Regions from separate parts of the Mus musculus genome. Here all the other regions are linked to region 1. A link is a loop called in an ENCODE intact Hi-C map of the cell type or tissue named here. Cell type or tissue: heart. All regions are shown on one strand.

Region 1 (5,000 bases):
CACCTTGGCACTGTGGGCAGAGACTGTGGTTGTGACATACGGCGTCCGGTTCTTCTGCAGCAGGTCAATGTAGACCTCAGCCCCATCCCCGCCATGGATGCGGAGCAGGCTGAGCAGCTCATTGACATCATGGTGAATCCGAAATTCGCTCATAGTTTAGCTCTGAGACACCAACATAACCAAGTTTTCCTGAAGGCAGAAAGAAAGGTGTTTATAACATTAAAACCTAAAGTTGTTCCGACTGACTCAAGCCTTTGTCAGAAAGACCATTGCCAAGGTGACGTCAACCGCCAGCCTCTCCCCTTCCCTGGCAGGCTGGTCTATCAAAACTCTGCTGAGATCTTGCCGTACCCGTGCCCACAGAGCTTCCAACTGTTTCCCAGCTTACACGACCACTTAAGGAGCCAGTTGTACCAGGTAAATCACTGAAATGGACCCCTCGAGCCTGGTTCTCCTACTTCCGTCCATCGTCATGTGACCCTGGGCGACCAGGGGGCAGATCTGCTATTTTATCTGAGTTTTTCTGGCCCTTGCCTGGTAGACACAACGATCTTGCCCTTGGGGGAGCTGGCACAGGCCAAGGCTACTGTCTCTGTCCAGACATATTAAAACTTCCCACTCCTAAGGCCATACCCAGGTCTTAAACCATAAACTGTTCATGATTTGCAGATAGTTACAAGAAAGGGGGCTTCTCTCATCTCTAAATAGCTTCCTTTAAGCCTTTAGATATGTCTCAGGAGAGACACTCTTGGCAGTTACCTGGCAAGGGACAGGGACAGTCATGTTAATACAATTGTCCTACATACAGGGAGACAAAGCTACAGTTGAAAGGTACACCTGTAAAGAAGGCTGACCGAGTCTTAACAGCCTGCCTGCTTGACCTTCTGACATCCCTGGGTATCTATCTCTATTAATCACCACAGATGTTCTAGAGGAAGCACAACTTATTTATTAGCAAGTCTGGCATAACCAATCATGAGCAAGTCAGGTGCATACTTTTAACGGCCAATGATTAAAACAAAGTTGGGGTGGAGGTAGAGAGGTATGAAGAGGGAAGATTCTGGAGCAGAGGTTCCCGACCTGTGGGTCAAGACCCCACAACTCTTCCACCGGCATCACGTGTCAGATATCTTACATATCAAGTACTTACAGGATGATTCGTAACAGTAGTAAGGCAATAGTTTTATGGTTGGGGGTCAGCAATACACGCACTGTTGTATTAAAGGGTCGAAGCATTAGGAAGGTTGAGAACCACTACAGGCTCCTAGATAATAAAACCAGCCTGTGCCGGTTGGCTTTTGTACACTTGACACAAACCTAGACATATCTGAGAAGATGGAATCTCCATTGAGAAACTGTTTCTATCAGATTTAGCCTGTAATCAATACCTATGGGGCATCTCTTTGATTGATGACTAATGGGGGAAGGCCTGGATCACTGTGTGTGGGGGTGCCACCCCCTGAGCAAGAAAGCAGGCTGGCCTGGGTGTGTGTGAGTGTGTGTGTGTGTGAGACATTCACCTTTAATCCCCAGCACTTAGGAAGCACAGACAGTCACAGATCTCCTAGTTCAAGACCAGTCTGGTCTCAGAACAAGCCAGGACTACACAGTAAAAAACAAACAAAAGCCCCCAAACAAAACACCTAACCAAGCCGGGCAGTGGTGGCGCATGCCTTTAATCCCAGCACTTGGGAGGCAGAGGCAGGTGGATTTCTGAGTTTGAGGTCAGCCTGGTCTAACAAAGTGAGTTGTCCAGGACAGCCAGGATACACAAAGAAACCCTGTCTCGAAAACAAAAAACAAAAAACAAAACAAAACACCTAACCAAGACATGGCCTGTCAAAAACATTTTATCATTTGCAAAATGTCAAGAATCCAAATACTTTTACAGAGACAAAAGTGAGAGAGATGATATCACGCCTGGTCATAAGCAGCTGTCTAAAGACATAGAAACGCTCATTTCCAGGGCTTAATTACAGAAAGGCTTTCCTTCCTTCATCCCTCCCTCCTTCTCTTCTTCGCCCCCCCGCCCGTGCCTCTCCCTGCTCCCCAGGTCCCTCTCCTTAGGGGGAAGGTTTTACTATAAATAAGAGAGAAAACATCCAGAGACATTTGGAAGAATCCAGAACAGAGAGAAAGAGAAACAGACCGAGCAAGGCCTGGGCTGAGAGAGAGGGAGAATAATCCCAAAAGGCTTTCATTTGTATCTATTAAACAGTAGCGTCCCTTCTTTCTTGACACTTATATTCATACTGGGGGAGGGTGACCTACTTTGGTAGAGGAGCAAAGTTAAAGCCCCTCAAAGTGTCAGCCGCACGTTTCGATCGTCTTTTTGTTTAGGTTAGGGTTTCTTTCCACACCTGTCTCTACTGCAGCAGGCCCTGATCCCTTCACCCCTGAACCCCGAGCACCAGCAGCAGATGCAGAAAACCCGCAGGCCAGCACCGCAGTCACCGCGGGGCTGTCAAGAGAGGAGTCACACTAACCACGAACTTCCCAAGGCCACTGCCTCCAATTGGACTCCTGGAGAGGACTGAAAGAGCCAGAGAGGCAGTCGCACCGTGGAGCGAGACAAGCCCGGGCTGGCGGACGGAACCGCCGGCGGCAGAGGCCCAAGAGAATCAGGCTCTTCCCCGCTGCAGGCCAGCCTGGCTCCGGTACCCGATCCCGCGCCCGGCTCCAGCCCCGCCCTTCTCCGACCAGTTCCCGCCACAACACAGACCCAGCCCTGACTCACCTCCGCGCGTCGCGTCCCGCCCCGCAGGGTCGCCACAGGAAGTTAGTAGACGTCACGTCCGTCACCACCCCTCCGACGGTGGCCGAAGGGCCGCGGCGGCCGTGGTGATGTTGCTTCCCCCTGCACTATATTCCCGCCTGGCCGGGGAGCCGGGGGCAGCCGAACCGCTGCCCGTGGAGAGGAACCCTGCGGCTGGGGAGGCACCCTTCCGATTCGCGCCGCGTGCCGTGCGCTTCCCGCGGGATCACGAATTCTTCGAGGTGCGTGACAACCCGGGCGGAAGATGTCCTGAGCCCCACAGGGAGGGGCCTAGAAGCAAGACTGTCGCTGTGGGCGGGGCTTGTGGGGACCGGACCTGTGGACCGGATCAAGGGGCTGGACACAGCTCTATGGGTTGGGGCGTGGCTCCGAGCTGTAGGGCGTGGCTTCGATGCCGGAGTCCACCCACAGCTCTTGACGCGTGTCTTCTGTAGGATGGGGATGTGCAGCGGCACCTGTACTTGCAGGACATGCTCACGCAAGTGTCCGAGACGCCGGAAAAATCCATGTGAGCACCTTGGCTTCGAGGCCTTACTCGGCTTGCTAGCGCTATCCTGATTCCTCCTCTCTCGTCCGCTTACACCCTGGGACTCCGACCCCTCCCAGTTGACACCCGAGTAGCATCCACTTAGCACCACCCTGCCCTAACAGGAGCATGGCTTGGCTGGACTTCCCTCCCCTAGTCTGTTAGTAAGGTTTGGGGTGGCACAAGAAGCGCTCTTCTTGTTTCAGGCTCAGCTGGAATATGGGTAAGAAGTTCCGCCGGAATTCCTGCCTTGGGATAGTTGGGGGAAGGGGGAAACATTCTTCCAAGAGACACACCTCCTTTCCCAGGGTGCCTGAGTTCACCTGTCAGGTGGCTGGCTGTTGCCAAGTGTTTGCCGCCATAGAAGACTACCAGCACCACTACCACATGATGCATGGAAACACCTGCTCCTTCTGCAACCGTGCCTTCCCCTCTGGGCATTTGCTGGATGTCCACATCCTGGAATGGCACGACTCTCTGTTTCAGATCCTGGCCCAGAGGCAAGACATGGTGGGTGCTGACTGCACTGGGTGCATCTGCAGTGGTGACTGGGATTAGGGCTTAGGGCAGGGTGAGAGTAGAGGTGACACTTTATTCTTTGTAGTACCAGTGCTTGGTTGAAAGCTGCCCAGAGAAGTTCAAGACCAGCCAAGACCGGAAGGATCACATGGTGAGGCTACACCTGTACCCTGCGGATTTCCGATTTGATAAGCCCAAGACGAACAGAGGGTACGTGAGGGACCCAGTTGTGACTGTCCCCAGTCTTAAGCCTGGGAACAGACACTGTAATCAAATCTTAGTGAGGACACTAACAGAGCAGAGGGTGAGGTGCTAGCAAGTGCTTGTGCTGGTGTGGTGTCTTCCATGGCCCTCTGATGCTACCAGCAGGGCACTGGGGACTGTCCCAAGTGTGTGTGCTTTTCCCATGGAATCCCCTGTGTGCTCTTCACACTTCTCCCATGGAACCCCCTAGGGTTTCTCTCTCTCTCTCTCTCTCTCTCTCTCTCTCTCTCTGCTTACTTTTATAAACTTGCCAACAAAGCTGTCTGTTAGCATGACTGTTTAGACTGCCCTAAGGAGAATAATTCCTGGAATAACTTTTAGAATAATGCTTCTTTGCTTCCTTTAAAAAGTGACTCCTTTCCATGAACTCCCATGATCCTTTGGTAGTGCATTGATGAGGTGACAGCTCATTCTGTGAAGTGCATAAGTTTGCGGTTCAATCCCTAGCACCTACCTTAAAAATCCAAGTATGGCGTGCACCATACAATGCTAGCACCATGAAAGTGAAGACAGAGAGTTCTGGAGTTAGGCCAGCCAGCTTAGCCTCATCTGTGAGCTCTGAGTCCCAGTGAGAGACCTCGTCTCATCCAGGTAGATGGCTCCTAGGAAATGGCACCTGAGGTTGTCTTTGGTCCTCAACATATAAACGTACACCACACACATGAGTATATACACCTAAGCACACACACAAAGACAAACAAATAAAATGTGTCTGAATTGGAGTCTGTTTTCAATCATGCAGAGCCCCATTGCACGGTGGAGTGCTTCAGGAGATCTGAGTCTTCAATACTTGTCGATTTCTACAGAGCTGGATTAGCTCATTGGAAGTAGTGGCAAGAATCTATGTTATCTAGTTGATTTTAGTAAATCTCTCCCTCGTGGAAAGACATTTGGGGGCTGGGCTATAACTCAGTA
Region 2 (5,000 bases), 66 kb after region 1:
GTTGGAGGGACCTTGTCTGAAAGTCCTCTAGGTGGACTCCTGATTTGAGTCCCTCATCAGGAGATAGCCAGGAGGCAGCAGCAATGGAACCCTGGTCTTCTAGGCTCCAATCTTCTGGTTCTCCTGATGCTGGAGTTTCAAGGATCCAGAGACAAGGGGTATCTTTTATATCTCTTCTCTGTCTGAGCCTGTGATGGACAAGGTGCCTGTTGGGTATGAACTCAGCTCAGCAAGCCTTTAGATCAGTGATTCTCAACCTTCCTGTCATGGTTGAATATGCTTGGGCCCAGGAGTGGCACTATTTGGAGGTGTGGCCTTGTTGGAGTAGGTGTGTCACTGTGGGCATGGGCTTTAAGTTCTCATCCTAGCTCACTGGAAGCCAGTCTTCCACTAGCAGCCTTCAGATGAAGATGTAGAACTCTCAGCTCTGCCTGCACCATGCCTGCCTGGATGCTGCCATGCTCCCACCTTGATGGTAATGGACTGAACCTCTGAACCTGTAAGCCAGCTCAATTAAATGTTGTCCTTATAGGCATTGCCTTGGTCACGGTGTCTGTTCACAGTAGTGAAACCCTAAGACACTTCCTGATGTTGTGACTACTTTTTAATACCTTATGCTGAAGTGACCTCTAACCACATTATTTTCATTACTATTTTATAACTGTAATTTTGTACTGTTACAAATTGTTACATAAATATCTTTGGTTTTTTTATCTGCCTTCAAAGTCCCCTGCTTAGGACAAGAGTACTCAAGGGGTCCTGCTCAGACCAAACGGCTCCTTTGGAGAATAGGTGTGTCCCCTGCCAGGCAGGGATGTGGGCTGTGTGACAGGCAGACCTTAGCAAGAATGAGGTGGCAAAGAGCAAGACCTAGGGTGAGGGTGTACATCTATAGGTTAGAGGGGACCCCATCCTGGAGCCCACAATCCTCTGGCTCAAATGGGACCAACTCCCAGGGCGGATAGGATAAGTCAGGATTCTGGGGGGAAGAGGCTTGGGAAGAGAGGGAGGTGGCCACAGGGCTCAGACACACCTCTTCCCTGTCCACTCCCACGATTCACCCTTCAGAGCCCAGATGCCAGGAGACAGAGCGTCCCATGGTTGGGGCTGCACTCACTTTACAGTCAGCTTCGAGAAGAAGGGATTCATAACGCTTCCATATCGGGGTCTGCAGGCCCTTCTCCTTGTCACTGGGCACCAGGTCCATGACAGCAGCCTGGGGAGACAGGGGTGAGCTCTGCGGCCTCAGGCACCTCCCTGGCTCCTCTGAGGGAGGGGGCCCTTTTGGCATATATAGCCATATGAAATCTAGCAAAGGGGAAACGGGCCCGGATCAGCAGCTCAGCCTTTGGTCCTCACCGGGCTTTCCACGTAGGTGTCCAGGGGCAGGAGCCTCAGCACAGCCTCCAGAAGCTGTGGGATGTCCAGGCCTAGGAGGGCAGAGCTGGGTTCAGGCTTTTGCTCCCACCATGACCTGCAACCCCACCTGTCTACAACTTTCATTTTTGGACCACAAAATTTAAGCAACCAGCCAACCGGAATGAGGGGCCAGGATAGAGAGGCCACGGAACCAGGACTGTTTGCACCCCAGCCCTGTGGTGCTCATACCCCAGCCCCGTGGTGCTCACCGTCTGCTCGGATCTCCACAGGTCCGCACTGGCAGATGGAGGAGGTAGGGAAGTTCGCATCAGCAAGGACTGGAAAGACAGAAAGGCGAAAGATGGGCTGGAATCAGTGCAGTTCTCCCTCCCAGATGGTCACCTTACATAGTCACAGATATCTACAAGCCACACATCCCTGTGCACTAGCACAGTCCACCCACCATCTGGGATGTCCTCAAGCCAGACCAGTATATCTCTCTCACTCCAGTTAGTGGGTCAGATCGTGGGCCACCCCGTAATCCCTTTCAGATGGTTAAGAAAAAAGAAAGAGAGAAGGAGAGAGAAGGAGAGAGAGAGAGAGAGAGAGAGAGAGAGAGAGAGAGAGAGAGAGAGAGAGAGAGAGGCCTCTGTGTTTTCCCGCCTTGCCCTAGAGCACCTGACCACGGATCAAGAAACGGGCAGATCTCCCGGTAGCCTGGGAAGTCATGTGGGACGTCTGGGAATTACCCCGCCGCTGAACTTGGACCTGGTTTGCCCTTCTTGTAGTTCTATGACCTGGTCCAATCTCAGGCCTCAGCTCAGCTCTTTCCTCAAGCAGCTGAATAGCTTCCTGCTCCGAAGGGCAAGATGATTGCGGCAGTGTCCACAGTCTTTCCTGAACGCTACCAGTTAAGGGCTCCTACGAGGATCGCACCCCTGTCAGAGGGCCGCGCTGCCAGCTTTTCGTGCTCACCAATTTCGTCTCCATGCCCCATCCGCGCAAGCGCGAACAACAGCTCAGGAGACAGCACCTTCGGGATGCCCTTGAGCGCAACCATGGCCGCAGGATTGGTAGGGGGCGGGTGTTGTCATCCGGGCGGTGCCACATGGATTGGGGCGGGGCCAGAGGAGAGGCGGGCCCAACAGCTGGGTAACTGGGGTGACATGCAAAACTCTGAAGCCAGGCAGATTGCGGGAAAGTTCAGAAAATAAGTTTGTGTGGGAAGCAGAAAAATGCCTTAAGAAGCATCCGTGAAAACTGGTCAGGCACAGCCTTAGCCCAATGATCTCTGATGCCCCAATCCAGATGGCTCTGGTATGGCTGGCCACTGCTGTCCAGCTTGGTGGCAGTGATAGGTAAAGTGTGAGAGGTAAGGGGAGGGCTTTCTGCTTCGGTTGTGAATGCCTTCAAGGGATTAGGACCAGTCCAGGAGGCAAGCCAGTAGAAGCAAAACCAAATCAAACCCCCAGGTTGCACTGGGCCTGGAGACCAAATAGTTTTAAGTAGCTGAGAGCATCACCAGGGGAGAGCCTTCTTAGGGTAGTCTGCACACATCGAATTTTCTTGAACTCTAAAGCCAGGAGTCAGCTAGAAGCTGATGGCTCTGGGTGGGTTCCTATTCTGCTAGAGCAGACCTAACACAACGGCCTGGGAGAGCTATGCTAGACCCAGGGTTGAGCCGAATTTCCCACGAGACATCTTAAACACTGTCCCACTTTTCAGAATCAAATGACTGAGGTATGTGCTCAGTGAACACACAGAAATTAAACCAATGAGGGGCTGGAGAGATGGTTCAGTGGGTAAGAGCACTGGCTGCTCTTCCAAGGGACTTGGGGTTGGTGGTTCACAGCCATCTGTAACTCCAGTTCCAAGGGATCCATAGCTTGTTTCTGGCCTCTGAGGCACCAGGCACAGATGTGGTACACAGGGATGAATGCAGGAACAGCATTTGCAAAAAAGCATATTTTAAAAGAACAAAATAGGGGTTGGTGAGATGGCTCAGTGGGTAAGAGCACCCAACTGCTCTTCCGAAGGTCCGAAGTTCAAATCCCAGCAACCACATGGTGGCTCACAACCATCCGTAATGAGATCTGACTCCCTCTTCTGGAGTGTCTGAAGACAGCTACAGTGTACTTACATATAATAATAATAAAAAAAGAACAAAATAAAACGAATGATTAATGATTTCAATGCGTCAGTTTCAAGGCTTCCCCTATTGGGTGGTTGCCATCTTTGCCTGTTTATTCTATGCTGTGTGTCAATCAATGGCTAACACATACTTTCTTGTGTGCCCAGCTTTAATAAGTGAACACTGGGGCTGGAGAGATGGCTCAATGGTTAAAAGCACTAGCTGCTCTTCCAGTGGACCCAGGTTTGATCCCTATCACCCACGTGGTGGCTCGAAACTGTCTATAACTACAGTTTGAGGGAATCCAATGCCCTCTTCTAGGGAAAAGTGAGCTTTACCAGGAGAAAGGCCCTGAGGTCTGGCTCCCAGAACAGGAAGCTCTGGTTGGGTGACACGGTGGACCATGTCACTTACCACGGTCTGGACTCTGTATTAACTTCATAACAAACTTTGAGTACTTGGTTATGATGTATGTCTTAATCTGGAGTTTAGGCAGGTCTCAACCCTCAAACTCTCCAAACCCCATTCTTGTTTATTTGAGATAAGGTCTCACTATGTAGCCCCCAGCTGGCCTTTCCCCACTGGGTGAAATTTGTGCAAACATCTGCAGTTCAGATGGAAATTGCTTCCGTATGAGTCTCCACTCTCACACTGATGGGTACTGAAGGTGCTGCAGAGTGGCTCTGACGCCCTTCTGCCACAGCAATTAGGTAGTCATTTCCCCACAAGGACGCTCTGGGCATAGCAGATCTTGGGATCCTAGCCAAAATTCTACCAAAATGCTAGGGCCAGGGTAGAAGGTCACTCTCTATACTGGCTGGTTTTGTGTGTCAACTTGACCCAAACTGGAGTTATCACAGAGAAAGGAACCCCCCTTGAGGAAACGCCTCCATGAGACCCAGCTGTAAGGCATTTTCCCAATTAATGATCAAGGGGAGAGGGCCCAGCCCACTATGGGTGGTGCCATCCTTGGGCTGATAGTCCTGGGTTCTATAAGAAAGCAAGCTGAGCAAGCCGGGGGATACAATCCAGTAAACAACACTCCTCCATGGCATCTACATCATAACCTGCCTTCAAGTTCCTGACCTGCTTGAGTTCCAGTCCTGACTTCCTTTGGTGATGAACAGCAATGTGGAAGTATAAGCTGAATAAATCCTTTCCTCCCCAACTTACTTCTTGGTCATGAAGTTTTGTGCAGGAATAGAAACCCTGACTAAGACACTGTCCTACCATGCACTGTAGCCCAGATGGTGGGAAGCCAGGCACTGTCCATATGTATTATCTGGCTCAGGATGGGGGAATGCAAGTGCAGTCACAGTTATCTGGAAGGCGGAATCAGGACTGCTTACATTCGGGAGTTCAAGACATATACATGTTGATCAATATGTATACGCAATATGCATATGAGATGGCTTAAAAATAAGTATCACATTACTGTGAGAATAAATGACAAGTCTTCATCTCAGTATAAGATATTAGGCTTTAAACACATCTACTACAACTCGAATGA
Region 3 (5,000 bases), 100 kb after region 1:
TTGGCCAAACACAGGGAGGGCGTGGTGAATGAGAGAATATGGAGTAAGGGTGCTGGGGAGCCAGGTGTGTGTGGTAGATGTGAGGAGTGTGCTAGGTAGGTCAGGCTCTTGGATATTTTTGTAGTCTGGTCTCATTGTCGTCACAGCAGCTGCAGAGGACAGGTCTGTTGCTCCTGGTTACAGCGGAGACAGGACATTTAGACTATTAACTTCCTCATGTTGTAGCTGCCACAGGGCTTGCACATCTCCTCTGGAGATGGTTGAGGCTGGAGAGGTTGGTGTAGCGAGCCTATCTAGTGAGATATTGTCTCAAAAGGGTGGAGCTCCAGAGGGAGCTCGAAGAGTTTGCAGAGACGCTTGTCCCAGCTTGTCCCATCCTTGCACAGCATGGTACTGTCACTAGCCCCAGGTTTGGCATGGCTGAGGGCAAGCCCTCCTGCTTGTATTTGTTATGTTTACACTTTTGAAACAGCTCTAGGCTTGCTTCTGTCCAGTCCAGTCCAGCTCTCTGCTTGGCTACTCATCCTTCAGGTCTTTAAGGCTTGCCCTAGCCCCCATCCCAGCAGTTTGTCATGAAGCATGTTATATCATAAGGACACTTCCTGCTTTAATGTCACCAGGCTGCCCTTGCAACACCATGGAAGAAAGCCAGTACTCTAACAGGTTTTTACTGTAGTCTACAGCTTGAGGACTGAGAAAGCACAGATCTTTCAAGGGCAAAAGTCTTTGTTGTTGACACTCAGGGACACATTTCAGTTTTCAGAGGAGTGACTTTGCGGGACGGGGGACAGGCTTGCCAGGAGGATCTGAGCTGCTAGGGATGGGTTGGGGCTCTTCCATGATGGAGACTGCCTTGACAGACCTAGGACTTTAAACTTACAATCTGGGCACATCCCCTCACTGGACTCCCCCATTTTCCTTTTGAGACAACATCTCACTCTGACCCAGGCTGGCTTTGAAATTTCTATTCTGCCTCAGTCTCACAAGGGCTGGGCTTATAGTATGTGCCTGTCTGGAGGCCTGGGGGTGATAGTAGTACTGGGTATCAAACCCAAGGCTTCCTGCATTCAAGGCAACCATTATAACATTGAGTTACATGTCAACCCCTTTTATTTGAGATAGTGTCTCTCTTAGGGTAGTTTCTAATGCCTGGCTTCCCCTGGCCTCTATCATCCTTAGCTGGTATCACAGGCCTGTTCTACCAGGAGCAGCTGGATTTGCATTTAGTCTTACAACTATGAAGCCCACTTCACTCTCATTGTATTAATGGGAATGTAGTCGGTATTTATAACAGTTACATTAAAATGTCACACTTGAAAATGGAGGCATTACAGGTGTGTGTGTGTGTGTGTGTGTGTGTGTGTGTGTGTAACACTTGAAAGTTCTAAGGCAGGCCCGGGAACTGATAGGGGACAACTCAATTTCCTTACATTGATTTATATGAGTATACGAGGGAGAAAGACGACTTTTTTTAGACTGCCTCATGAAGCTCAGGCTGACCCTGAGTTCCTGACCCTCTTGCCTCAAATCTCTCATATGCTAGGATTACTGGTGTGTGCTGTCACACCTGCCTGAGTTTTGGTAGCGTAGGCTACAAAGTGAGATATTGTCTCAAAAGGAAGAAAAATGTGCCTAGATTTTAAGTTTAAATTTCTAGGCCAATTTCCCACCATGGAGAAGCCACATCTTCATTGCCAGCAGCCCAATTTCTTCTGGCTTCCCTATGAAACCCTAGAATCTTGGGCATGCTAGGCCAGGCCAGCTTGTTATCCTCCATGCTATATATCCTCAAACCTGAAAGATTTGGAATATAGTGAAAAATCTCCAGATTGGGACTGGAGAGATGGCTTGGAGGTTAAGAATGATTGCTGCTATTGCACAGGACTGAAGTTCAATTCTCAGCACCCAGTCAAACAACTCAAAAGCCCCTGTAATTCCAGGTCCAGAGGATCCACTGGCTTCTGGGCGTATCCGCTAACACATGGCATACACAGACACTTCAAATAAAAATATAAAGGGCCCCCAATGGAGGAGCTAGAGAAAGCACCCAAGGAACTAAAGGGAACTGCAACCCTATAGGTGGAACAACAATATGAACTAACTAGTACCCCGGAGCTCTTGTCTCTAGCTGCATATGTATCAAAAGATGGCCCAGTAGGCCATCACTGGAAAGAGAGGCCCATTAGACTTGCAAACTTTATATGCCCCAGTACAGGGGAACGCCAGGGCAAAAAAAGGGGAGTGGGAAGGTGGGTATGGGGAACTTTTGGGATAGCATTGGAAATGTAAATGAGGAAAATACCTATTAAAAATGAGAAAAAATATAAATAAATGAAATTGAGTCTTTTTGTTGTTGTTTTTCTCTGTCTTACCATGTAGCACTGGCTCTGGAATCCACCAGGCTGGTCTCAAGCACACTGAGAGCCACTTACTGGCCTCTGCCTCTGGTGCTGGGGATAAAAAGTGTGCGCAACCACAACATAAGAGCAAATATAATATTTTATATATATATATCGTCTTTCCAAAAGAAAAAAAAGGAGACTATCTTCAAATCCCTGAAAAGAACCTCACATAAGCTCAGGAATCCTGAGAATGGAGCACTACCGGGCCAACCCCGTGCCCCTGCTTATCCCAGAGTGCTCGAGTCAGGCGCATGCGCAGTCGCGCACGGAACCCAGGCGCGCCGGAACCCTGTGAGCAGATCCAGGCCCTGGCGGAGGCGGTCCGACTGCGAACTCTTCCGACACCAGTGACATGAGGCTGTGGCCGCAGGCATGGGGTGCCGTCCGGGGCGCTTGGCGCGAGTGCTTCCCTCTGCAAGGTCACGATGTAGCACGCTGGTTCCCCGGCCACATGGCCAAGGGTGAGGCCAGCATGGGCTGCAGGCGGCACGGGCGCCGGTCCTGGCGGTTCCTTGGTTCGCCTTCCTGGCATCGGGTTGGAGAGCTGTTTTGTGCTTGATACTTTTGAGACGCACTGAGTGGTCCCTTTAAGTCACATGCAAGCTGATGTCTGAGTTTATAGGTCACAACTTGGCCCCAGGCAGCTGTAGACGTAGTGCGGTCCTAGGCTGCTGTTTGCTGTGGTCTTGGCTGCCGCAGCCATGCGAGATTATAGTGTGTGGCAGAAAAGGCGCCGGGAGTGTGAGTGGACAGGTGGCAGTTGCGGTGCGGAGCCTCAGTGTTTCTGTGCAGTGAGGGTATTAAGTCCGCACAGTATCAGGAACTTCCTGATTAAGACCATCTTGTGTGAAATGTACCTTCCAGAACCATCGGGGCACCGTGGAACGTGGCTCAGAATGCTGCCTCCTTTAACCCTGTGTGCACTGATGGTTCTCAGATGTATTCCCCTAGGAGAACTTAAACTTGCCCCCTTTGGCTGTTTCCTTAGTGCCCCTCTATTTTCTAGGACTAAAGAAGATGCAGAGCAGTCTGAAGTCGGTGGATTGTGTTATCGAGGTTCATGACGCCAGGATATCCTTTTACGCTGTAGAGGGGAGCACCTCTGCTCGACTGTAAAGGCAGCAGCAGGATGCTTTCCTGGTTCCTCTCCATCTCCTTCAGACAGTTTAGTCTGCTCTGCCTCTGGTCCATCATTATGTCTACAGCTGCGACAGCTTCTTTTGTAATTACTGGGACATAAAGCAGTGTTTTCCAATTCTCATTACACATTAGAGTTCCCGGGAGGCTTTTACATCAATAGCTAGGGCCCTTTTAGATCAGAATCTCCCTCGTGGGGTCTAGGCTGGTGTTTTTATTTTTAGGCTCCCATCTGATATCTCTCCCCCCCCCCCCCCCCCAGACAGGGTTTCTCTTTATAGCCCTGGCTGTCCTGGAACTCACTCTGTAGACCAGGCTGACCTTGAACTCAGAAATCCGCCTGCCTCTGCCTCCCAAGTGCTGGGATTAAAGGCGTGTGCCACTACGCCCGGCCCATCTGATATCTTATTTGTCTCAGCCTCTTGTTTACTTTGATATTTTTAGGGGTAAATTATGAAACCGGAGATGAAATGATCCTACTAACCTGTCCTTTCCTCTTGTCCTTAATTGAAGAATTGGCAAGTTACAATCATGTCTACTGGCAGGTGCTTCTCAGACTGTTTGTTGCATTTAAGCTGTGTTTGGTTTCTGTTGGCATGTGAGTTTTTCATCCTGCTTACTTAGCCTTAGAAGAGCGTGGGGATGCCAGACCACCAGGCCCCTGGAACAGCAGCTGGTGGTGGGCGTGGGGACCTGCTGCCACTGGTGGTAGTCTCTGGAAATAGTCATGGAGAATAGGAACTATTTCAGCCTTCAGAGAACTTCAGGAACTTTAGCAATAATACATCTGGTGTATTTGTTTTAGGCTATACATGTCTACTCATCTAATATCACCTGCTGCCAGATGTGACCACCACCACCACCACCACCACCGCCAACCACCACTATTGACATAGGGTCTAACACTGTAGTCTTGACTGGCCTGAAGCTCACTATGTAGACCAGGATGACCTGGAACTCACATAGATCTGTGTGCAAGGAGTAAAGTTGTGTCCACCATTCCTCCCAATATTTGATTATTTAAAAAGTAAAACTTTGTTATTTTCAGCATGTATGATGAGAGAACTGTCCTCCTTCAGTCTCTGGAACACTTAACTGAATCTAGGATGTGGCAGGAGGTCTGTGCTGGGTAGCGGTTTCTGTAGCATCTTAGGACAGGAGCCTGGAGACTTGGGTTTGTGAATGGATTGGTCAGCTGTGAAAGAGGGACTATCTAGATGGAGGTAGCAGCTTAACTGGGTGCCAGATGGGACAGGCAGAGGCCTTAGGATCCTTGTACCAGATCCTACTGGGAGGGCTGAAGGGGCAGAAGCCCCATTCTGCCTATGTCACATGGTGGAGTCCCACATCAGACTGGGATAGCTGAGGATAGCTGTGGGCAGCAGCATCTCCAGTGAGGATGGGTGGTGTTTGAGGTTATCTGGGTGGGATTTCACAGGAGTCACCATTTCTTAAATGTTC
Region 4 (5,000 bases), 89 kb after region 1:
ACCAGCCCAGGGACGGCACCACCCATAATGGGCTGGGCTCTCCACCCTTGATCTCTGATTGAGAAAAAGTCTTACAGCTGGATCCCATGGAGGCGTTTCCTCAAGGGAGATTCTTTTCTCTGTGATAACTCCAGCTGTGTCGAGTTGACTCACAAACCCAGCCAGTACACTGAGCTTATCAGAATCTTCAAGGCACAAGGAAGACTTCCAAATAGTGGCTAAAGCTAGTTCCATAAAACCAGGAAAAGACATAAAACGAGTCACAATGCAGAAAGTCTCCAAGAACACAACACACAGAAACCAAAACCTAAAACTGAGAGACAGACAGAACGACAGCAAGCTCAGCATTCCACTCAGCTTGGCTGGAACTGTGTCAAGCAGCTTGCTAGCTTTATGACTTTTGCTATTTCCAGGGGATGTGGCTGTTTAAACTGTCCCTGCCCTGTACCGCTAGAGGCCCAGCGTGTTACTACCAGCCACTTTGTTAAAAGTTTCAACTTCGACTTTCCTGTATCCCACAGAAATTAAAATAGGAATTAGTAAATGAACTGTCTACTCACAGTTTGACCGCAGACTCCGCCTTTCCTCTAGCAGGGTCACAATGGTACAGGAAAGGCCAGGCATGGTGGGTGCATGGCAACCCCATGAGGGCAGTGCAGAAAATGCATAGCAAGTTTCAGGCCAGCCTGGGCTAACTGAGATCTCCATTTTTCATGATTGTGATCCCTCCCAAACATAAAACCAATTATGTAGAAAAGATTAAAGAGAAGCTAGGAAATATACACATTAACTTATCCAGTCTGTAGGGGAAGGGTACTTGGGTCCCAGGCTGTTCTCTATTAACAGAATTTTAAAGGATCTTTTATTTACCTTGTAACATTTTCATACATATAAATGAGATCTCTTGATGATATTTATTTTTAACTCTCTTTCCCACTCCCCCAAGCATCTTCAACATATCCTCTCCCTCTTCGTGGCTCCTCCTCCTTTTTGTAATTCACTGAATCTAATTAGTGCTGCTTGTTAGGATGTTGATAGATCTTGGCTTGATACTGTGTAGGTCATCATTGCTACAGAATGTTCATGGCCACCTCATGGCCAGAAGTCAGCATCTCATAACATTCGTCTTGATCTTCTGGTTGTTACATTTTTAAGAAAAACTTTAAAAATATTTATTAGCTTTTAGTTTATGTGTGTACATCATGCATGCATGGTTGCCCATAGAGGCTGGAAGGGGGATTCCTGGAGCCAGAGTGACAGGGCTTGTGAACCACCTGATGTGGGTGCTCAGCTGGGAACTGAACTCCAGTCCTCTGGAAGAGCAACGTGGGATCTCTCCACTCCATGGATCTTACACTCTTTCCCTTTCCTCTCCTTGATGTTCCCTGAGCGTTGAGGGTGGGGGTGGGGAGGCTGAGACAGATACTTCATTTAATGTTGTACACTCATAGGTCACTTATTCTCAGCTCGCGGACTAGTTGTGAGTCTCTGTACTAGTTGCTGCTCACTGCAGAAGAAGCACCTCTGGCCAAGGTTGAGAGAAGCATGAAAACCCAACATTTTAAAGGCAAAACCCAACATTTAAAAGGCAGTCTGATAACAGGATCATTTAGCAAAACAGCAGAAGGTCCCTGACAGTCCTGTAGCATGTGGGAATTGACACAGAGCAATGCCGCTGATAACTTTTTTCCTACAGCAGCCTGCATAGCAGCTTTTGACACTATGCAAACTAGCAAGCAGGAGGGAAGTTTTCATGTCTGCTCCAACTTGATTTTCTATGTCTTGTGAAACCAACTTGTTAGAAGTTTTAAAACTGTGTAGAGGAAAATAGTGAGTATTAAAGACTGGCATTTTTAATGAACCAGACCAGGTAGCTCTTTGTCTCCAGGTTAGTTTCCTCAATGTAGGGTGGGATGCTTTTGGTATCTTTGCTTGGGAGGGCAGCTTCAACTCCCAACTCCCAAGATCCAGTTAAACACTCTAACTTAGAAAGTGAACAAGAGTGATGTTTTGTAGCTGAGGGGAGGGCATGTGCCTCCTGCCCTTACCATATATCCTCTTCAGACGCGGATTTATGCCCAGTTCCCATCTATGTCAGAGCCATCACCCCCTCCCCATAGCATACAACCAGTGAGTTTTATTTCTCTATACCACAGCTAGTAGCTCTGAGTGAATGAGGGGATCAAGTACGTTGGTCAAGGACATTTTTGCCCCTCAGCCTGCTGAGTGGTTGGCCAAAACAGTGTTCTTAGCTTACAAGATCCCTGTCTTTGTGCTTTGGGTCAGCATGGTTACAGGACAGAACTTATCTTCTAAGCGGGTTGATTCACTGTGAGCCGACAGGCCAGTGGAAAGGAGACTAGAGCTATGGCGCACTCTATGCTCTGATACGAACCAGGAAGGATGCTTCTGGAAGACTATGCATCTCTATGGGGTTCTAGGCTCACACTGCCTAGTAGTAGCTACAGCCACACCCTTCTTAAGTAGACTATAGGCGGGTCCAAACAGGAGGAGGGCTGCTCAGAGCACTTGGAGCTTGAGCGCTTCTGGGAGCCGCAAGCCTACGTGGACCACACAGTGAAGGCCAAGGGACATCCATCTCCTCTCCTTCAGTCCAGTTCCGAATGTTCACCAAGGCTTTCCTCCCGTCTTGGCCCCTCCTCTGCTCCCCATAGGCCCCGCCCCTCGTCCCACCTCCAGTCCCACGCACACTCACTCGCTCCTTTCTACACAACCCCGCCTTCTTCCCCGCCTCTGGCCCCGCCCCGCCCGCCTCTGCTAAGGCGCCTAAGGCCAGGTCTCTGGAGGACCCTGAGCTAGCCATGGCGTTCCCTGGCCCGCGGGTGCTGGTGGTGGGCAGCGGCATCGCGGGGCTGGGCGCTGCGCAGAAGCTCTGCAGCCACCGGGCTGCTCCACACCTGCGGGTTCTGGAGGCCACCGCCAGCGCCGGGGGCCGCATCCGCTCGGAACGCTGCTTCGGTAACCGCTCCTTGGTCGACCCCAGACCCCATCCGGTTCCTACTGAGCCAGGAAGCCTTCCTTTTTTGGCTCCCGGAGTAAAGGAACACACCCTCCGTTCACTGAGCCTGGAAAGTCAACTGCCTAAAGTTAGGAGAGTACTCTCTAGGGAAGGCAACCTAGGGTCCCGCAGTTGCTTTGCTCAGCTTTGGGGTTTCTCGGGTTTCTCCTTAAGTGAAGGAAGCCTGTACAGGCTGTCTCGCCCCTCCCCAGGAGTTCCCGAAATCTGGTCTGACCAAGCCATGCCTTTAGGAACTACTTTACCCTGAGGAACAGGACCCTTGGTCCTGGTATACAAGGGGACCATGTGACTCTCAAGGTGTTCCTAGAGTATGCTTGCGAAAGGGTGGGGCTGCTTTTTCTGGGGAGAGGGCCTCCAGGTAGCATTTCCTGTGCCCTCCTAGGTGGTGTAGTGGAGCTGGGTGCACACTGGATCCATGGGCCCTCCCAGGACAATCCTGTCTTCCAGCTGGCTGCAGAATTCGGGCTCCTGGGGGAGAAAGAATTATCGGAAGAGAACCAGCTTGTGGATACAGGAGGGCACGTGGCCCTGCCCTCCATGATCTGGTCCAGCTCTGGAACAAGTGTGAGCCTGGAGCTGATGACAGAGATGGCCCGTCTGTTCTATGGACTGATAGAGCGGACCCGAGAATTCCTGAATGAATCTGAAACCCCAATGGCCAGTGTTGGAGAGTTCCTGAAGAAGGAGATAAGTCAGCAGGTGGCTAGCTGGACCGAGGATGATGAGGACACCAGAAAGCGCAAGCTGGCTATCCTGAATACTTTCTTCAACATAGAGTGTTGTGTGAGCGGCACCCACAGCATGGACCTGGTGGCTCTTGCACCGTTCGGGGAGTATACAGTGCTGCCTGGGCTGGATTGCATCTTGGCTGGGTATGGGCCATAGCCCTGCCAGCTCTGTCCCTACTGTCCAGGCAGAGGCACTAGACTGGAGAAAGGAGGGAGAAGGGGAGAGAGGAGGAGGCTTGGAGCGGGCAGGTGAGGGCACTGCCCTCCCCATTCAGAGGGATTGGTTTCTCTTTCTCCTAGTTGTGTTTAAGCAAAGATTCGTCTAGGGAATTGAGGAGGAAGTATCTTGAATGCTCATTTCTTCTGATATCCTAGGGTAGCTCCTGTGCCAGGTGTTACTCAAGGGCCTTCAAGTGCAGAGAAGCCAAGCAGGCTCCTTCCCTATGGCAGGCAGGCTTGTGCTTGCTTCTAGGAACAAAGACATTGATTGGGCGGGGCTGGTCTCCTATACCTCCCACCCACACCCCTAACATCAGGCCCAAGGCTTCTGTCTAGGAGATAGGATTTGTGATGTAGGAAGTGTGCAAACCTGGGGCTGGTGTGGTGGTGGGGAACTCCGGTTCTCATGGGAACCAGTCAGTGTTGTGTTCATTGACTTATGGGACCCTCATTAGTCCGGATGCAGATGTTAATGGTTCTGTGTTTTAAGGGGTTGCCTCTCTTTCTGGCTCTGAGCGATGCTCCTCTGGATGCTGGTGGCATCTTGGGTGGCTTATTTCTGCCAGTTCCCCTTCCAGGGCCTGTTTCACAGACACATCAACTTCTGTCTCTCCTAGTGGCTACCAAGGACTTACCGACCGCATACTGGCTTCCTTGCCCAAGGATACGGTCGCTTTTGACAAGCCGGTGAAGACCATTCACTGGAATGGGTCCTTCCAGGAAGCTGCTTTTCCAGGGGAGACCTTCCCCGTATTGGTGGAGTGTGAAGATGGTGCCCGCCTGCCTGCACATCATGTCATTGTCACAGTGCCATTAGGTAGAAATCACTTATCCTGATTAAGCTGCCTGTCTATATCCCTATCCCAGGCATCACAGGCCTCTGGTTCTTCTCCTTCTTTGGCTCTGGATATTTATTGAGCTGCTGAGTTCATGTTTTCATGCTAAGGATCTCCAGGTGAATAAAAGTACTCCACCATAATTTTTGGCAGTTGTAGCCGTCCTGCCTCACCTGG
Region 5 (5,000 bases), 80 kb after region 1:
AAGAACAACAACAACATGGAAGAAAGAAACTTTTGATCTTTGCCTGCTTGCTCTCACTCTTGATGGCAAGTTCACCTAATTTTTTGTTTGTTTGTTTTGGTTGTTTTGAGACAAGGTTTCTCTGGCTGTCTTGGATTTCACTATGTAGACCAGTCTGGCCTGGACTCAGAGATCTGCCTGCCTCTGCCTCCCAAGTGCTGAGATTAAAAGTGTGTGCCACCACCAGGTAACTAATCTACTCTTAAGGCACTCCTTCTCTGGTGTTTGAACCTAGTTCTTCAAGATTCCAATATACACTTAAGACCCTCAGCTCTCTAGCAGTTTTCTGGACTCCAAAATCAGATTGGGCCTGCTGAGATATTTAGTCTCTTGGACTGAATAACTACTGAATCCTTGGCCTTTCTTTCAGGAAACATCCATTGTTGGACTACTCAGACCACAACCTGTAAGCCACTCTAATACCCCCCCTCCCAACGAATAGATAATATATATATATATATATATTCATTCTATCAGTTCTGTACTGAAACAGGTATTGACAGGGAATTGTGTACTATGCTTACTGCTCCAGCCTGTAGCTCTGGATATGATCTATCCAGACATGGTGGCGGCGGCACAGACCTTTAACCCTAGCACGCAGGAAACAGATGCAGGTGCATCTTCCTGAGTTCCAGGTTAACCTGGTCTAGTTCCAGGCCAGCCAGAGCTACATAGTGAGATAGTGTCTCAACAAACGATCAAAGGAACGAAAAGGAAAACTCTAGCACAGAACATTCACCCTCTCCCCATATGCCTGCACTTTCCAGAGCAGACAGCAGGCGGGAGCCAGCCAGAGCCCGGGCCTGCTGGAGCAGTATGCCTGGTGGGACAGAGACTGATCCAATGCACCATTTGTTCTAGGAGATCTGGAGGGCCAACCAGCTCAGACTTGGGGAGTGCAGCCCACAGACTTAAGGTGAGGGAGGTAAACCTGAGAGTGAAGGTCTGTGTTCTGGGTGATTTGTTCCGTTGTAACTTAAGTGTGAGGTACGTTACTGAACAGTAGGCTGTCTACCATTCCGGGAAGCAGGACATGACAGCCAATCCAGGTTGGGATTCAGGAGGAACCCTTGCCCCAGAACGTGGTTAAGAATTCACAGTGGACCCAGAAACTTAGGATACCCAAGATATAAGATACAATTTGCTAAACGCATGAAACTCAAGAAGAACGAAGACCAAAGTGTGGACACTTTGCCCCTTCTTAGAATTGGGAACAAAACACCCATGGAAGGAGTTACAGAGACAAAGTTTGGAGCTGAGACAAAAGGATGGACCATCTAGAGACTGCTATATCCGGGGATCCATCCCATAATCAGCTTCCAAACGCTGACCCCATTGCATACACTAGCATGATTTTGCTGAAAGGACCCAGATATGGCTGTCTCTTGTGAGACTATGCCGGGGCCTAGCGAACACAGAAGTGGATGCTCACAGTCAGCTATTGGATGGATCACAGGGCCCCCAATGGAGGAGCTAGAGAAAATACCCAAGGAGCTAAAGGTGCAACCCTATAGGTAGAACAACATTATGAGCTAACCAGTACCCCGGAGCTCTTGACTCTAGCCGCATATGTATCAAAAGATGGCCTAGTCGGCCATCAACAGAAAGAGGCCCATTGGACTTGCAAACTTTATATGCCCCAGTACAGGGGAACGCCAGGGCCAAAAAGTGGGAGTGGGTGGGTAGGGGAGTGGTGGGGAGGGTATGGGGAACTTTTGGGATAGCATTGGAAATGTAAATGAGGAAAATACTAAATAAAAAATATTAAAAAAAAATTCACAGTGGAGTACTAGAAGTCTGTAGAGGAGTTGAGCCAAGGAGTGGGAAGGGAGGAACTATTCAGCTGGCTAGGAAGGAAAGTGGGTGTGTCGGTATGGGCTACGCTGATTGGGTGGCTTGAAGGACACGATCAGGAGAGACTGTGGAAACAGCAGAGACTAGACAGGAGGCACTATGGACAAACCTTTCCCAATACCCAGGCTGTCTTACTTAACCTACTTTCACATTCTCTTAAAGCTACCTAAACACATGGGATTTCACAACCAACATGCATGTTCCCAGCTGACACTCATAAAAGTTCGAGCGTTGAGAAGCTATTACACCCAGAGCCCTCCCACTAGACATGGCTTCGAGGTGCTAGGATCTGGCTGGGCTTGTAAGGTGAGACTAAGGTCAGACTGAGGAGCGGGGAACGGGGTAAGGAATTGGGAAGGGGTCAGTCGAGCGCTGGAGTTGGAGGCTCAGAAGGAAGATCACCAAGCTAGAGTCAGTGGTCACTTGCAGGAAATCTGGGTTTAGTGTGGGGATGCGTACTCGAATCCAGGGTCCAGGTACTTCAGAGTCAAGTGTTGGGAGTGCATGCTTGTGGAAGTAGGGGGTCAGACAAAAGATCTAGAGTTAGGAGAGAAGGGCCAGGATCAAGTGAGGATGCGTGCAGGCCGGGGTTTAGGGACCACCCAGAGGTTATGGGTGGAGAAACCACCCAACGTGGGTGGGGTGACGCACCCCGCCGGTGTCCGCACTCACCCGAGGCGAAGCGCCGTAGTTCTGGGCAGCGGACTGAGGACAACAGTGAGCTACAGGCTCTGGGCAGCAGAGCACGCAGGGCCGCCATGGCGGAGAGACGATGTGTTCCGCCCACAGAATCGCCCCGCCTGCAGAATCGCTCCGCCCCAGATCCCAGGCGGGATGAAGACGGAAGCTTAAGGGGTGGACCCGTGACCTGAGCGGGCTGGTACAGAGGGCGGGGTGGGGCAGCGTGGGGTGCTGGGCTGCGGTTCTTGGAGTAGTCTGTTAATTGCATCACTTTGGTGGTGTGCCCTTGGCGGGTGCCCGGTTTACGAAGCCAGACTGGGAGACATGGCTGTGCCCTTTCCCCTGTGATGGCCGTATGCTTTCGTTCTTGACCAGGGGAAAAACTACGGGAAGACGCGATCACAGATACAGTAATAAAGCATAAAGCGGTAAAGTGCAAGACGGTTTTGTTTAGCTTTGTGTGAGGGTCTTACTTCATAGCCCTGGTTGGCTGGAACCCTCCTTATGGGCCAGGCTGTTTCTCAATCTCACAGAGATCCATTTGCCTCTGCCTTCCAAATGCTTGGATTAAAGGCATGAGCCATTATACCCTGCTCCAGAGGTATTCTTTACATGACAACTGACTAGCTTCATAACACCAGGTTAGAAATAGCTGTGATTTTACAAGATGAGAAGATTTCACATAAATTTAAAAGAAAGCCAATGTTTTGTTCACGTAAATTATCTTGAATTATAACTTAAAAATATTTAGCAAGTATTATCAGGCCTTCATTTGTATTCTTGCCCTGGTCCTGCAAACCCTAGGATAGAGATAAAGGACAGAATCTCCAGACAAAAGCAAGCTTGATACTGTTATGCCGGGAAGTTTGTGAACCCCAAAAGTCCACCAAGGAGCCTTTTCGATGTAATAGTATTAGGGTCTCTATTACAGGCTCAGGCTTGGGCCCTCTCCTCCAACTCAACCCTGACACAGCAGGACAGGAAGGGAAGGCAGAGAAGCCTTGAACTCTCATCTGGACAGGGCTTTACAAGAAATGGAAGGTAAGAGAGGGGGTGTCCATCTTGGAAAGTATCTAACTGAAGGTCTATTGTAAGCCGACTGTATTCAGTCACAAAGGGTCTGAAAGTGCATCTGAAACAATCAGGCTAGTCTTTGTTTTACTGTTGTTAGGAAGTAGCTACAGAGTAACGCTGGCCAAGGACAAGCCATGGGGTCTTTCCTGGTACGTGGGTACAACCTGGGTTCTTCTGTAGGTCAAGTTCTCAGGCTTTTTTTTTTTTTTTCTTTTAGATAGAGGCTGGTCCCAAGATGGAGTAGGTTTGGATTCTCAATACTTTAAAGAAAACAATCCAAACCAGAATAGAACAGTCAGCAAACTTTATTTCAAGACTAAGATAGAATATAAACAGAAACAGACCACCACCAAACCTTTGCTCCAGGTCTCTGTGTTAGCATAGGCTAAGCAACCATGACAGTAGTTCCAAAATGAAATGTCTCAAACACAATTTATTTAACAACCCAGGACTGGTGTTGAGGTTAGGTGCCTAATATTCTCTTGAGTTTAGGGACAAAGGAATAAACACCTAAAGAGTGAGAATATTGTATTTGTCAGGGTTCTCTAAAGGAATAGAACTGATATAATTCTCTCTCTCTCTCTCTCTCTCTCACACACACACACACACACACACACACACACACACGTTTTCTGGGATGCTTTAAAAACTGCAAATACTGGGCTGGAAAGATGGCTCAGAGATTCGGAGCACTGGCTGCTGTTCCAGAGATCCTGAGTTCAATCCCCAACAACCACATGGCTTGCAGCCATCTGTAATGAGATCTGGGACTCTTTTGTGTGTGTGTGTGTGTGTGTGTGTGTGTGTGTGTGTGTGTGTGTACTTATGATTAGAATGGCTTACAGGCTTTGGCCCAGTTAACCCAATAGTGTCTGTCTCCTGATAGCAAGTTCAAGAATCCAATAGTTCAGTCCACAAGGCTGGAGGGCTCAGCTGGTCTTCAGCGTAGTTGGAATCCAGAAGATGTAGCTCTAATATTGATGAGGAAATCCTCAGGATCAGGCTGTAAAAACTGGCCAGTGAGAACGAGGGTGAGCAGGCAGAAAGCAAAGACTTCTTTCTTCTGTGCTCTTTATATAGGGTGCATGAGAGATTTTTCTTGGTTGGATCATTCGAGGTAAGAAGACCAGATATAGGCTTACCTTCCTACCTCAAATGATCCAAGAAAAATCCCTCACAGATGTTCCCTGTGATGTAGTCACATTGGCAATTAAGAACAGCCACCACAACTATCAAGGACTTTGGCAAAATTAAAAAACTTCTGTTTCAGAGGAGACCATCAAGGTCGAGACACAAGACACAAGCAAGATGAGAGAAACTTTTCTACAAGTCTTACATCTGGTAAAGGTCTT

The links. A loop is a pair of places that touch in the nucleus more often than their neighbours do. Peaks named below come from ENCODE experiments on the same cell type or tissue, not always from the same donor. Only the 100,000 strongest peaks of a DNase experiment are listed, where the experiment ranks them.
Region 2: a loop joins it to region 1, with 10 times the contacts of the local background. A loop is called at or near these places in 5 of 42 quality-filtered maps.
Region 3: it touches region 1 in a loop (3-fold over the local background); 4 of 42 quality-filtered maps call a loop at or near these places.
Region 4: it touches region 1 in a loop (2.5-fold over the local background); 7 of 42 quality-filtered maps call a loop at or near these places.
Region 5: it touches region 1 in a loop (1.9-fold over the local background); 7 of 42 quality-filtered maps call a loop at or near these places.

The regions. Positions count from the first base shown.
Region 1 is chr7:140,033,610-140,038,609 of GRCm38, forward strand. It overlaps Tubgcp2 (tubulin, gamma complex associated protein 2), which reads right to left and starts at 3,065. Exons shown (of 18, transcript NM_001286007.1): 1 at 2,738-3,065; 2 at 4-189. The coding sequence starts at 153. It overlaps Zfp511 (zinc finger protein 511), which reads left to right and starts at 2,782. Exons shown (of 6, transcript NM_027201.1): 1 at 2,782-2,997; 2 at 3,211-3,284; 3 at 3,611-3,812; 4 at 3,907-4,031. The coding sequence starts at 2,845. In heart, no CTCF peak of the experiment used is centred here; DNase peaks (open chromatin) are centred at 2,802 and 3,072; H3K4me3 peaks cover 2,747 bases; H3K27ac peaks cover 1,534 bases.
Region 2 is chr7:140,099,973-140,104,972 of GRCm38, forward strand. It overlaps Fuom (fucose mutarotase), which reads right to left and starts at 2,434. Exons shown (of 6, transcript NM_026928.4): 1 at 2,335-2,434; 2 at 1,629-1,697; 3 at 1,360-1,430; 4 at 1,118-1,216. The coding sequence starts at 2,419. In heart, no CTCF peak of the experiment used is centred here; a DNase peak (open chromatin) is centred at 2,359; H3K4me3 peaks cover 1,387 bases; H3K27ac peaks cover 1,328 bases.
Region 3 is chr7:140,134,911-140,139,910 of GRCm38, forward strand. It overlaps Mtg1 (mitochondrial ribosome-associated GTPase 1), which reads left to right and starts at 2,654. Exons shown (of 11, transcript NM_199301.2): 1 at 2,654-2,863; 2 at 3,409-3,473. The coding sequence starts at 2,755. In heart, a CTCF peak has its summit at 2,710; a DNase peak (open chromatin) is centred at 2,781; H3K4me3 peaks cover 1,390 bases; H3K27ac peaks cover 1,299 bases.
Region 4 is chr7:140,122,904-140,127,903 of GRCm38, forward strand. Paox (polyamine oxidase (exo-N4-amino)) reads left to right here and starts at 2,782. Exons shown (of 7, transcript NM_153783.4): 1 at 2,782-2,979; 2 at 3,423-3,912; 3 at 4,605-4,804. The coding sequence starts at 2,823. In heart, no CTCF peak of the experiment used is centred here; DNase peaks (open chromatin) are centred at 98, 2,748, 3,248 and 4,248; H3K4me3 peaks cover 1,399 bases; H3K27ac peaks cover 1,062 bases.
Region 5 is chr7:140,113,742-140,118,741 of GRCm38, forward strand. Echs1 (enoyl Coenzyme A hydratase, short chain, 1, mitochondrial) reads right to left here and starts at 2,680. Exons shown (of 8, transcript NM_053119.3): 1 at 2,566-2,680. The coding sequence starts at 2,653. It also overlaps a transcript of Paox not described here. In heart, no CTCF peak of the experiment used is centred here; DNase peaks (open chromatin) are centred at 1,930 and 2,750; H3K4me3 peaks cover 1,704 bases; H3K27ac peaks cover 1,923 bases.